Linked DNA regions of Homo sapiens: region 2 is linked to region 1. The links are chromatin loops, found by intact Hi-C in ENCODE. Cell type or tissue: heart left ventricle. All regions are shown on one strand. Links, peaks and the distances in the headings refer to the core of each region. The heading gives the core; the rest is flanking DNA. Region 1 has its middle 100 kb from the start of ERVE-5. Region 2 overlaps LINC02987 (long intergenic non-protein coding RNA 2987).

Region 1 (7,219 bases), core at 1,913-4,412:
GTGTTCGAGTTACCAAGGGATCAATCCTATTACTCTTCTTTTTCTCATCTACTCTACCTTGGAACCACATTATAATAACTTGGGGATTTTCCTTATAGACACATCCAACCACTACATGAAGAAGGAATGATAGAATATCCATATTTTGTAACCACTAATGAAATAAAGGTTGTAGGCAGTGATCCTCAATGACTGCTGTAATCTTTAGGTGAAAAACTAATAGAGAACTTCATAGTGGGTGAATCAGGCTGACAACACCTGAATCCATTGATCAGTCTTAACCTCACAAAAAGAGATGGCTAGGCGTTATAGAAGTCTTCACTTACTGTTGTCGACAGGTTCTTGGAAACTTCAACTTTAAGCGAAATTACAAAACCAATGTTACCATAGGCTAATAGATACAAACAAAAGTTAAAGTTCCTATGGCCTATTTCTGGTCACAAAAACATCACCAAACTTCTAAATAAAGACCAAAAACAATTTTAATCTTGAACATTGAAATAAATGTGAATCCTGTATACATATAAGAAAGATTATAAAAACAAAATAATTATTTACCCAATTTTTGGTGAATCAGTGAGTCACGGCAGTCATGGTGGTGGTTGGTCAAATTGAGGAATAAATGTCGGCAAAGTAAAAATTGTAAGGAGTACCCTTTACCACCACGTGGTTCAAACCGTCACCAACTTGATGGACTCGCTGAGTGATTTTATACTGCATTGTTTATTGTTGTGCATTTGTATGATTATTGTCTAATTTAAGATTTTTTATTTGACAATAATTCATATTCATTCTTTCATTTTCCAACCTGCTTATTCCAGTTCAGGGATGCAGGTGGCCAAAACCTATCATGGCAGCTTAGGGTGCAAGATAGGAACCAGCATGAGACACAATGCCACTTCATCCCAGGGTGCACTCACACCCACACTCAGACTGGGACGATGTCGACACACCAGTTCAGCTAGCATGCTCATCTTTCGTATGCACATCTTTATGATGTGGGAAGCCAGAGTACCTGTAGAAAACCCATGCAGACATAGGAAAAACATGAAAACTCCACACAGACTGCGACTATGGCCAGGAATTGATGTTTATTCCCTTATATAGTGAAAGGCATTCAATGAAAGGCTGATATTAGAGGACTTGCTATATGTGCTTCCCGATGCAAGTACATCATACCTCACTTGAAGTATTCCTGCCAAAAAGTCTTTCCTGAAGCCCATCAAGCTCTAGATCTTACTATCAGTTTACTAGAAAGGAAAGAAACAGAAAAACATGTTAAATGACCCCATGGATAAGTAATCAACAAAATTCAGTGTGTGTGAAACTATTAAATAAATTACAAGGGTAAAAAGAGCAAGGGGTAATGTATAGAATAAAAGTGATTTAAGAGACGCATCCATTAAGGGCCACAGCTGGCCTTGTTTGGATCCTAATTTGAACAAGTCAACTGTAAAACAACAACAGCAAAAGAGAAAATTAGGAAAATTTGAGTACTGACTGGATATTTGGTAATATTAAGAAATTAAAACTTTTTTGGCATAAGGATTTATTTTAGAGCTACATACTAAAAATTTGTGAATGATTTGATACATCTGAGATTTGCTTCAAAATAAGCCAGGGTCAGGATGATGAGAGGAGAGGAGCAGAGGGTAGGTTGGTGAGGTAGAGATGAAATAAGATTTCTCCCAAGTGGGTAATTCTTGAAGTTGGCTGATGGATACATGATATTCATGATACTATTTTATCTGTTGTATGTTTAGAATTTTTTGTAATAAAAATTTGTTAAAGTGCTTAGAGAGCTTTAAAAAACATGTGAATGCTAACCCCCTTCCCTCCGCAGATATCTGATTTATTGGTCTGGGATAGGGAATCAATTTTTTAAAGTATCCCGGGGGACCCTAATGTGCAACCAGGGTTGAGAACTGCTGCTTTATATTATGTCCCTAGATGATCTCATTTACTGCTTTAAAACTATTAATATGCTGACACCTCCCAGATTTATGTCTCTAGCCCTGACCTTTCCCTGGATCTCTGGGCTTGTATATTTCTCTGTACATTTGACGTCATTACTGGGAGGTCAGATAGGCATCTCAGCCTGAACATGGCAAAGACACAACTCTTCATTTTGAACCCCAAACCTGTTTCTCTCCCAGTGTTTTCTATCTCAACAAATGGAACTACTACCTGCCCAGTTAGAGATGGTCAATAAATACTACTTCTGATAAAAAGAAAGTTTTAAAAAAATGAGTGTTATAGAAAAACCCCTCTAGCTGATTCAAAGAAGGTCTTTATCTTGTGTGACTCAACTGATAACCATAGCAAATATGCAGCATTCTCTGAGATATGAGAATTGCTTTGATTTATTCTTTAGCTCTCATCCCTCCAGAATCCTAACATTTGGAGCCAGTGATTAAATTTGAATGATATTAAGTTATTTTTCAGGTTTTTCTACCAGAACATTTGGAAGAGTTGGGATGAAGAAAAGGATGATGCATATGATTGTTTTGTCAGACGTGTTAAACCTCAATTGAGATTGTGTTTATTACTGACCTTGTACATATTGAAAAAATAGTTACCATGGCTTAATTTTACCTTTGTGAGACACACACATGCGCAATGCACGCACACACACACATACACACACACATACACACGCACATACTCTTACTCCAAGGGCCTATAGACAGAAATAGACCAATATACAAATAGTGCAGCCCCTTTTCAAGTTATTAAATGAAACGAACAAGTGCAGAGAAACCTGCTTTAACTGTTTATAAACTAAGCCTAAAATCAGGAGGTTTGTGAACATCTATTTAATGACAATTGTTTGAAAAACAAAGAACTTATTTGCATTATAGAGACTTTTTTGCTTGAAACTTAAATAATACTTTTTTTTTAAAGTATATGGCTTTACTCTAAGTTCCTATAGTAAAACATACTAGGTTAAACTAACAGATGAATCAAAAATACCTAAACGCATTCTTCTAATTTATCATATTTTGACAAGGAAAAGCTTTTCCGTTCAAAAATACCAAAATTAATCATGCAACCTAAATTAAGTAGTTGTTCTATGCTGATCTTGTTACATGCGACACTTATCTTTCCACTAGATGGTGCTGTAAGACCAGTAATTTTCTCCTGTATTCCTGAGCAGTAAATTAACAGGCAATGCTGCAATAAAATTAGAACTCACACTAAAAAGAATTGTAGAAGGTAATTTGTTTTTCCTATGTGAAAGATGATTTGACATTATATAAGACAAGGCCTTTACATTTTCATGCAGTTTGATTTGATTTAGTAAGTTTCTCTTGGTTTAAATAGTAAATAATAACAAAATTTTTTAAAAAATGAAAATCTGGTTAATGGTTCTACCTGGTTTACAATTATGTATGTCTGATTTCAGCTTTCATAAGTTGACTGTGATTTCTACCTTTCTAATTTTTCTATTGTGCATTTCCTATTTTTCTATAGTGTGTTCAGTACAATCCCAGAACATCAAAAAGCTTGAATATTTTCTAGGTTTGATACACTTGCTCTTAAAGAGCAGTGATTGGTTTTGATTGAAGTAGAATGTAATGGTAGGTAAATATAATGCATATCTGGCAAATTTGATCTGTATGTGGACAAAAAAAATTGTATTCTGATTTGAGAGCCTTGCATGTGTGGACAAGTAATGATCTCCATACATGCCTTGTACATCACTGGCAGATGGGACAGCATAAGGGAGGAATTGTCTTTAGTTACGGAGAAGAAACTGTGGCACTTGATGGAGAAACTGGAATGTTATCACATGTATGCAGACTCTAAAAAGGTTCCTGGGCTAAGATAGGAGTAGAGCTATCAGCAGGCAAGATCAAATCACTGTCTTGATTTTGCACCATGTGGCAAATATTTTTCCTTTCTAATTCAAAACACACTACTTCAGAACTTAGGGGTCTGAAGATGATGTTGGTTCACTGGTTCTAGACTGTAAAGTATCAATCTAATGAGAAGAAATAAGCTAACTTGCATGGATATTGGAAATGCTAAGAAACTTATTTTAAAATTTTAGTCTTAATCTTCGCAACTTAATAGACCAGTGGTTTGGTTCGTAATTTCTTATTTGCAAAGTAGATTTCTAGAGTATCTTTAAATGAGTGTGGATAACCAAAGTAGACAAAATCCTTACTTTTTCAAGCTTTACCCAATCCATTTACTTGGAAAAGCAAGAAAATAAAATCTTCTGTTCATTTTAAATATTGAGTGTTCACCATAATTTGATATGAATTAGGATTTTGTTCAGCTTTCTCCCCTCCCCCCATCTTCTTAAGAGCATGACGAAGTTAAAAAAATAATAATCTAAGACAATAGTTCTCAACCTTGGCTACACATTACATGCTTGGGGAACTTTAAAAAATACCTCTCCACTTTCAGAGGCCCGTTTTTATTGCTCTGGATGTTGGCCTGAGCATCTGTATTTTTGAAAGATCCTAGGTGATTCTAATATTCATCAGAATTGAGAAGCTCTAACCTAAGGCACAGCTAGTTGATATACATTTAACTGAAAAATAAAGCAATTATTTTAAAACTACAGGTAATGGCAATATTTTATTTTATTGTTAAACCCATTAATTTAATATCTATTGACTGTACATTTATAAATTATTTTATTACATTGAGACATACTTTTTGTTCTGTCATTATATTTGAGAATTTATGTAAATGAATAAATTTCAAGTGCCAGTAAGGTGGTCCAGTACAAGGTTATTTTGTGTTAATCATTCTCTAATAATGACAGCATTTTTTTCCCCTCAAAATCTCAAAGGTTTATTTTTTTGAAATCCCCTGGTCTTTCTCTGGGAATATTCAACATAATTTTGTGCCTATATAGTGCTTTAAATGTAAGGAAGGACTAGACAGTTTGAGTCATTTCTAATTTTTGATCCTATAAATATGGTAATCTTTTAAAACATTTTAAAATCACATTCAGATCTCTGAAAAACATGGCAGTCTTAACCATTGTGAAACAATTTACTTCCCTCTATACCCCTACTCCCCAGTTGGCCCTTGCCACCCACTCCTTATTAAGATTTTGAATCTAATATATGAGAAGAAAATAATTTCTTATTAAATAATGATTACAAATTGTACAATATGAACTTTAGGTAATTCTAAAGCACAAATGTTTGGATCTAAGAAAAAACAATTCCTCAAAAGAAGAAAAATTAATGACTTCAATGAAGTGGTGTTTGAAACTTTCAACAGTTACCACTTAGAGTACTATTCAGAGAGACTTAACATGTACCTGAGTTATAAAGCACTTTTCTTAGTGGGTCTTTGAGGACTCCATGGGCTTTCTTAATGAGAAAAAATGTGTCTGAAAGGCAATGGATTTCAGTTTGCTTTTAAACTCTCAGGGATTATGACATTCTTGAAAACTGAGTTCCTTCAGGACGTGACTACCACAATCTGTTGTCTCAATGTGAGGAGAGTTACAGCAAATTTTTTAATCTGAGAAGCAGTTTGGCAAATTGTAGCTCTGAGCAGGAAAATATCTCCATGGTTGAAGGGTTAAAATTGTATTCAGAGATTGAACAGGTGAAGCAAAAGCTAAAACTCATGGAGAGTCCTTTGTTGAGGTATGTGTGCCTTTGTAATTCTTAGCTAGTTAGCATCTTTTCTTCCTTGCTATCTTACTGAGAACTGTTAGGTCTGTTTGGTTTCTTCATGGTATGTGTTTGGTTATCAGAATTCTAACATCTAAGCAAAGGGTGTCCATCCAGTTGTCAGAAGTTCCACCCATGAGATCTCCTCCACCATGATGACTGGTCTGCTGTGGACCCTACTCATGGACAGGCTTTGCCAGGTGCCTTGGGGGAAGATATAGAAATTCAGGTAAAAGAAGAGTGTCTTGCTGCAAGTGGCTTTTTTCCTTCTGATTCACCATAGGTTTTCATGAATTCTACACAGAGCTTCCCAGAGGTGGTTTTCTGTTAAATAGGAAGTAGTGAGAACCCTGCCTTTCATCAGCAGTAGCCACTTACCAGGCATGCATTAGGTTCAGTCCACTACCAAAGGAGATGCTTCAGCGTGCAGTGTTGGCTCCATTTTCAGAGTGAGACATGAAGGCACTTGGAATAATACTCGAGTTGCTTTGTGGGGTTGTATATTTGTCACTTTGCACACTGCCTATAAATACCTGATAAAGAAAAGAGGTTTAATTGGCTCACAGTTCTGCAGGTTATAAGGACACATGGCAGGGGAGGCCTCAGGAAACTTACAATCATGGCAGAAGGTGAAGGGGAAGCAGGCATGGCTTAAATGGCTGGAGGAGGAGGAAGAAAGAGAATGAGGGTAGGTGCTACATACTTTTAAACAACCAGATCTCATGAGAACTCTGTCATGAGACAGCACTAGGGGGATGGTACTAAACCATTAGAAACTGTCCCCATTACCCAGTCACCTCCCACTAGGCTCCACATCCAACACTGGGGATTACAATTGAACATGAGACATGAGACTTGGTTGGGGACAGAGATCCACACCATATGTGGGTGTATATTTGCAAATATGTTGTTGTTTTCTAGTTCTTCGGTGATCCATTATCTGTTATAAATGCCTGCTATGAAGGTGACACTGTTATCGTTTGTCCTGACCATTTTGTGGTATGTGGCATAATGGAGTGCAGTGTTGACTCCATTGAGTTGGAAGGTGGGTATGGAAGACACAACCAAACTCTCATGCATGACATGATTAAGTAAACAATAAATGACTGTTCTTGTCAAAGCTCCAAGAATGTGATTTCAACCTATTTCACTTCAAATGAATTATTGAATTGCCTTGAAACATTAAAGGCATTGGAAGCTTAAAAGGAGTTGACCCAGTTTTTGAGTAAGTGGACTTGTGGTTCTTTGTAGCAGTGTATATGTTGGGAAGATACTTACAGGGCTGTATAGAAAAAAGACCATGAGGAAGAAGCAAACTATACAGATCGTAGGTGATTTATGGAAAGGATGTCAAATTTCTAGAATTAAAAAAAAAAGATTCCCAACAATATTATTTTTAATTTCAGTATTTTTTAGTTTGTTACTTGCTCTTATCTCATAGATATTGTGATATCTTAGTGCATGGCTGTTTGTTTTTTGTTTTAAATTTAGCTTATTTTTGTGAGAGATATGGTGAAGGGCGTTTTACTTGAAATTGGTATCAAAAATTATCTTAATTCTCTAAAAGTTTG
Region 2 (7,219 bases), core at 3,174-5,673, 740 kb after region 1:
CCCATTTTTAAATCAGATTATTAGTTTTTTTCCTACAGAGTTGTTTGCACTTCTCATATATTCTGGTAATTAATCCAGATAGTTTGCAAATATCTTTTCCCAGTCTGTGGGTTGTCTCTTCACTTTGTTGTTTCCTTTGCTGTGCATAAGCTTTTTAACTTGATGTGACTTCATTTGCCCATTTTTGTTTTGGCTGCCTGTGCTTATGGAGTATTAAAAAATCTTTTTCCAGTCCAATGTCTTCAAGAATATTCCTAATCTCTTATTTTAGTTTCATAGTTTGAGGTCTTAAATTTAAATCTTCAATGCATTTTGATTTGATTTTTGTATAAGATGAGAAAAACTAGTTTCATTCTTCTGCATATGGATATCCAGTTTCCCCAGCACCATTTATTGAAGACACCATCCTTTCCCCATTGTGTATTATTGGCATCTTTGTTGAAAGTGAGTTCACTGTGGACTTATGGATTTGTTTCTGAGTTTTCTCTTCTGTCTCATTGGTCTATGTGTCTGTTCTCATGCCAGTGCCATGCTGTTCTGGTTACTATAGTTGTAGAGTATCATTTCTATTCAAACAATGTGACTCCTTCTGTTTTGTTTTTTTCGTTTTTTCCTGAGAATAGCTTTGAATATTCTGTGTCTTTCGTGGTTCCATATAAATTTTAGGATTGTCTTTTCTATTTCTATGTCTATGAAGAATGTCATTGGTTCTTGCAGATATGTAGAGGTAGCACATTAGTGATCTCGGATTTGATCTGGAAGAATTCTCTGCATTAGCAGCCAGAGACTCATTTCTTCTCTTACTTTCCCCCAAACAAAAAGAGTCTCTCTGTGCTGAGCTTTCTGGAGTTCGAAGATGAGTGATACAAGCACCCCTGTGGCCACTACACCTAGGACAGCACTGGGTCTGATCTGAAGCCCACACAGCACTGTTACTGCCCAAGGCCTCTACTGTAACAACTCCCTGGCTGCCAGCTATTTTGCAGTAAGCCCCAAGGCTCTACAATTAGCAGGTAGTGAAGCCAGAGAACCTTCTGTCCTTCACTTAAGTGTAGTAAGTTCCCCCGGCCCCTGGATGGGTTCAGAGGTGCTGTCTGGGGGCTAGGGCTGGGGTTATAAACCTTAGAAATCCACCTGGTGCTCTGTTTTACTGTGACTGAGCTGGCACTAAAACCATCAAACACCTTTCCACTCTTCCTTCCCCATTACCCAGGCAGAGTAGTCTGTCCCCATGTTCACCAGCATCACAATCCCCTGGGGTGTACTGCCAGGTCACCACTGATGTTCACTAAGGCCCAAGGGCTCTCAGTCAGCTTGTGGTGAATGCTGCCTGGCCTGGAACTCACTCGTCAGAGCAGTGGGCTCCCTTCTGGCCCAGGGAAAGCCCAGAGATGCCATCCAAGAGCCAAGGCCTGAATCAGGGACCCCAACAGCCCACTTGGTGCTTTTCTCCACTGTGGCTGCTCTGGTGTCTAAGCTCAAGACAAAGTCCTCTGTACTCTTCCCTCAGATTTTCTCAAGCAGAAGTTGTCTCTCCTCATAACCACCACAGTTTGGAATGTGCTGGGTCACACATGAAGCCAGCAGATCTCTGAGGCTCACTAAAGACCCATGACATGTACTACCTGCTTACCACTGCTGATTATTCAGGGTCCAAGAGCTCTTTAGTCAGAAAGTGATGAATCCTGCCCTTACTGATTCCTTCCCTTCAAGGCAGCAGGTTCCCTTCTGGCCCAGGGTTTGTCTAGAGGTATTATCCAAAAGCTAGGACCCAAAATGGGAGCCTCATGACTCTGACCAGTGCCCTCTCCTACTGTGGCTGAGCTAGTATCCAAGTTGCAAGACAAAGTCCTCTTTACTCTTTACTCTTCTCAAGCAGAAGAAAGAGGTCTCTGTCAGAGCTGTGAGCTACACTGCCTAAGATTGAAGGAGGGGTGGTACAGCACTCCCTGGGCTGCCCCATCTGCTGTCTCTCTAGGTCACATGCCCCCCAAATACACCGGCTCCAAGCCCAGCACAACACTCAGACTTGCCTAAGAGTTGCGGTCCTTGTGGCCTAGACAGTCTTTCAAGTTTATTAAGGACCCCAGAATACTTTATCCCACAGCAGTGAGGCTTTCCACAACTCAGTTTTCAGCCACTGGGATGGGTGATTCCCTTCAGGCTAGGGCTAGAAATGTTCCATCCGTGGGTGGGCACTGGCTGAGTTCAGCCCAGTTTTGCTTTCTGCTATGACAACGCAGCACTGAGTTCAATGCAAAGTCTCACACTGCTGTGCTCTCCCTTCCCCAAGCATGCAGATTCTCTTCTTGTCACATGGCCAATGCTAGGACATAAGGGAGGGCTGGCATCAGCAACTCAAGACTGTCTTTCCTACCGTGTTCACTGCCTTTTTCAGTGATACAAAGTTTAAACCAGGTACTATAATTATTTAGCTATTTTTAGTTCTAATAAAGGTGTTTTTTATTTAGATAGTTACTCAATTTGTTATTCTTATGAGGAGAACAATTGGCAGAGACTTCTAATCAGCCATCAAGCTCTACTTTTGTGATCACATACATTCTGGATGGCAGTCTTATCTGGAGTAACGGGCAAATGTAAAAAAACAAACTCTTGCCACTGCCTGTCATGATATTGTTCTTCATATGCTGCTCAACGACAGCAACAGGTGTCCCTTTATATTTTCTTAAGTGTCACCCATATAGCTATTCTCACTGTCCTGTGGACATTACTAGAGTGTTTGGTGGAAATGCTTCCCTAGCTCACCCTGCTTACAAGCTCCAAGGCTCTTCCCTTTACAACAGTCGTAAGGCCAGACTGGAAGAAAGCCCCCATGAAGCCCATGTTTCAGTATCATGTTGGCACCGTCTATGAGCAACCCCATGACTCAGCAAGATTTCTCGCACTCTCCTTGGTAACTCAAGTCCCACAGATTGCTGCTGTGGTTGTATGAGTGCCCCAGGAGCCTCTTGAGTGTGGTGGGCATTGTGTGATGCCTGGGCAATTTTTTGCATACTGCCTCAAGGAAACACTGGAGCAGCAAACTCATCAACCCAATTTCTAAACACATGCAACACTCCTAATGGGGAGGGCACAGGGATCTGTGGCTATTCTGCATCTCAAGTTTTCTATAAAAAAACAGACATTTAAATATAAGGGAGAAAACATCAGCAAAAGCAAATACACAATGTGTGACTGAGGCTGAGGCTATAACTTCTCCATAGTCCAGAGGCCCTAGACCTTAAGAGTGGCCAATTATTTCAACAGCCAGACATGTGTCCCTTAAAAAGAGACTGGAACTTACAGACAGCTTCTAAAAAGCCATAAAGATATTTACTGTGCTATGGTGTTCTGGTAGTGCACTTGTGAAGTATTTGCCAAAAACCACCAGAAAAATACTTTTCCATGTATGAGCAGAGCAGATTATTACAACAGTAACTCACCAAGACCTACCCATTAACAGTGAAAAGATATGAACTTTTATACTAAAGCTGGATATAAAGAAGTATGTGGTTTTATGTGTTTTCCTTATCTGCACACTGTAGCCTTTAAAAATATGTCTTAAAGTGTTACATTTATGGGAGCAAATAAGGTAATGAAAATGGTTAGAAAGTTCACAAAAACCTTAGAAACTCACATGTCTTTAATGCTAGTGTTCACAAAGAGCCTGCAGTATTCCCTATTCCATATAGTCACATCTTTCCAAACTTTGGAGGTGAGAAGAATGGCTCCCATGACAATCTCTTCCAGTTGGTCGGGCAAAGGTCTATCTCCACATAACTTAAGAGTCTTTCTATGTAAATATGCAAAATAGAGCACTGGCCTTTGATTTAGTTCACTTTAAGTGCTCTGATAAGAACTCTTTTGAATGACAGATTTCTTCTGGTTTTGACCAGAAAGTGTCTTTTATTCTTATGCTCTACATACTTTGCTTGGTCAGGCAAAGCAAGAGACCACATTACAATCATAGGTCAGATACTTCTGCTGCCTACTCTGCCTATGGGAATTTCCAGCCCAATTTCGGTGACAAGAATGCCTGCATATGTCAGCCAAGGCCACCATGAAGAGAGGCAGTGTCATCATCTTCACACTCATAAAAGGCAGCACACACTAAGGACCAGTGTGGATTGAAGTTGTTCAGGAAATACTCAAGTGCCTACCAAATGTAATGTCTCATACTTAGCTGGGAGGTAGATAGAAATTCTACAGGCATGTCAAGCTTGAATATATAAAACCCATGTGATAGTGAGCAAATGTTAATCTCCTTTTCACAAACACTAACCCTTTTGTGGTGCTAGCTTAAAAAACTGCTGGTCAAGAGAGCCTCCCAGTGGCCGCTGTGCAGAGCAGCATGGCAGGTGCAGGTCTCAGGGGTTGTAAAACATTCTCAGTATTCAGTTGCTTGATAAAAAACACATGTGTATAAAAGAATGGCCCTCCTCTCAGCCCCTATTTTCCCATCTTCATGATCACTTCATGAAAATTTATTCTCTCTTACATCCTGCAACTTAGTCAATTCTGTTGGTTTAAAGGTGGAAACAGCTGCCAGTTTCTGCATCCCTGGGATTCCTCTAAGCCTGCCGAGTAGTTTGTGAGACAATCTCATGAATTAGCACATGTTTGATAGTTTACATTTATCAAACATCTGCTTTACAAAGAATTGGGCAAAGTGAACAGCTGAGTAAAGATTAAAGGTGAGCTGTGAGGAGGTGTTACCTCAGAGGGTGCTCTGCAGAAGAGTATGTCTGCGAGCTACCTGAACTCTTTATGTCAAAACAAAGGGAAAAAGTTTATTTTATACGAGTTTATTTCTTGTCTGAAGGTTATGATCATCAGCTCAGATGTAGAAATGTTTTCCCCACTGATGCCAACTTTTCTCAGTGCAGTTGATCCCATTCCACTTTTGCAGAACACTGTTCCTACAATCACCTCTTTTTGAAGATTTTGTGCCTCTCTACTAGCGATTTTCCCCAATCTAACTGTGTTTCCTTTGTTCCCATCTCACTCCCCACTACTCCTCCAGCTGTGTCATCTCATTGGTGCTCACAGCACCATGCCCTCATGCCAGCTCCTCATCTTCCATCTCTCCTTAATGTACACTGCCTGCCCCACTGACATTACTCTTCCAACACTTCTCTTGCCTAGGTTTCTGGTGCCTTCACACTTACAAACTGGAAGTCTCCAGCCCAACAGTCAACCCCCCAAGCCTTTTCTAATCTTGTACAGGACATTGCCATCTGCCTAGCTGCTGGGGCCAAATACCTGCATTTGAGTTACCCTTCTGCAATGTCTCCAATGCCTGTTATGTCTGCCTTCACTGGTAGTCTGCCTGGGTTGATTATGAGCCACAATCTCTCATTGCTCACCTGTATCACTCTAATTGCTTTTTAGCCCTCTTCTCTGCCTCCAATCTGCCTCCCAACCATGGCCTACTTTCCCCAAAGCAGTCACCATAACCTCTTTATTAACAGCACTCACTTCCCTGCTCAAGATCTACATGAGTCCCCTATCAAACTGGAATAAAACCTTAACATCTTCCTATGGCCTGAAGCCAAAAGGCCCTGTGAGCTGTGGCCCTGCCTGTGTGGCCTTATCTCCACTGCTTCCCTTATTCCTCACTCTGACCACACTGGTCACCTTGCTGTTTGTTCTGTGAACACATGTGAAACACATTCCTGTCTCTGCTGCCTGTAATGCCAGCACTCCTTCCCTTCGTTGCTTTGGGCAGGTCACTGTTCAAATGTTGGCTCTCTAGAGAGACTCTTCCTTATCATTCTATCTAAAGTACTGAGCACCCCGACACTCTGAATCCCTTTATCCAGCTTCCTCTTCCTGCTATTTGACACTACCTGAAAAACTACTTGTGTCTCACTAGAACATAAGCTCATAAAGGCAAGAACTGTATTCAACCTGTCCTCCCTTCTACCCCAGCACTTAGAAGAGTGACACAGAGTCAGTATCCAGTGAGTGTTTATGGAATGAGTCACTTCTCGGCAGCATTCAGCACTGTGACCACAGCATCTTTTAACTCTTTTATTATCCTTTCCTGCTTTTCCTCCTCCCATTCTAGCAGCTACTCCTCTGGGGGCCTGTCCTTTACTCACTATAAGTCCTTACAGACCTATCGTCTCTCAATTTTCTTTACCTTTTTTAAGACAGGGTCTAACTTTGTTGCCCGAGCTGCAGTGCAGTGGCATGATCATGATTCACTGCAGTCTCCACCTCCTGGCTCAAGTAATCTCCCTGCCTCAGTCTACCATGTACCTGGGGCCACAGGCATGTGCCATAATGGCTGGCTAATTTCTTTCTTTTTTTGTAGAGATGGGGCCTCACCTTATTGCCAAGTCTATTCTAGAACTCCTAAGCTCAAGCAATCCTCTTGTCGTGGCCTCCCACAGTGCTGGGATTATAAGGGCGAACCACCACACCTGGCTTTATGTTTTCTTTTCTCAAGATATGGGTTCTCACCATGTGGCCTAGGCTGGACTCAAACTACTGGGCTCAAGTAATCCCCCCCAGCTCAGCCTCCCAAGTAGCTGGGACTAAAAGTATGAACCCACCATGCCTGGCTTGTCCAATTTTATTCTACACACTTACTCTGCATTTGAACAGCTGCTATTACTCTTCACTCTGCATCTCTACCACAAATTCATGCTCTAGTCCCATATATCCAAATGATGACTAGACACTGCTACTCTGCTATCTAAAAGGCACATCTAGTTTAGCCTGAGTACAAAACTCTCCCTTTTCCAATCCAGCTTTCCCCCCAGCATCATCTATCTGTCTAAATCTGGAAGCACCACTCCTGCTTCCCTCCAGCATGTGCTGAGAGTTCCAAATGACTTGCAGCTCCTCGAAAAGGCCTGTGTCTGGTCCAGCACCCATTGAGGGCTTTGACTCAAGTGCACATCAGAAGCCTTCTCTCCTAAACTCTAATTGAATGGTAAATAAGTAAGTATTGACCTAAGTATTCTTTCCTTCCCAGCCATGCAGTTGACTTTCCTCTATAGGTTGGCTGTGAAGAGGGGTAAAACAATTTCAACAATTTGAATAGAATTTATTATTAACATTTTTACAATAGGAATTCTGTAGGGATGATGTAAATGTAAGGAAACAGCTATGGCTTGGAAGACTAACGAGCAAAGCTTGTGTCCCAGGCCTACTGGAACCACATTCCTGGGCAATTTCATAAGCAGGCACAAGTGATCAGTAGGGGTAG

What was found. A loop is a pair of places that touch in the nucleus more often than their neighbours do. Peaks named below come from ENCODE experiments on the same cell type or tissue, not always from the same donor. Only the 100,000 strongest peaks of a DNase experiment are listed, where the experiment ranks them.
Region 2: it touches region 1 in a loop (9-fold over the local background); 40 of 110 quality-filtered maps call a loop at or near these places.

The regions. Positions count from the first base shown.
Region 1 is chr19:28,706,396-28,713,614 of GRCh38, reverse strand. It overlaps the pseudogene LOC100420587. Among named protein-coding and RNA genes, the nearest start is that of ERVE-5, 100 kb to the right of the region's middle. In heart left ventricle, for the core only: a CTCF peak has its summit at 3,109 (motif pointing right); no DNase peak of the experiment used is centred there; H3K27me3 peaks cover 490 bases.
Region 2 is chr19:27,971,281-27,978,499 of GRCh38, reverse strand. All of the region lies in intron 3 of LINC02987 (long intergenic non-protein coding RNA 2987), which reads right to left. Among named protein-coding and RNA genes, the nearest start is that of LINC00662, 180 kb to the right of the region's middle. In heart left ventricle, for the core only: a CTCF peak has its summit at 4,330 (motif pointing left); no DNase peak of the experiment used is centred there.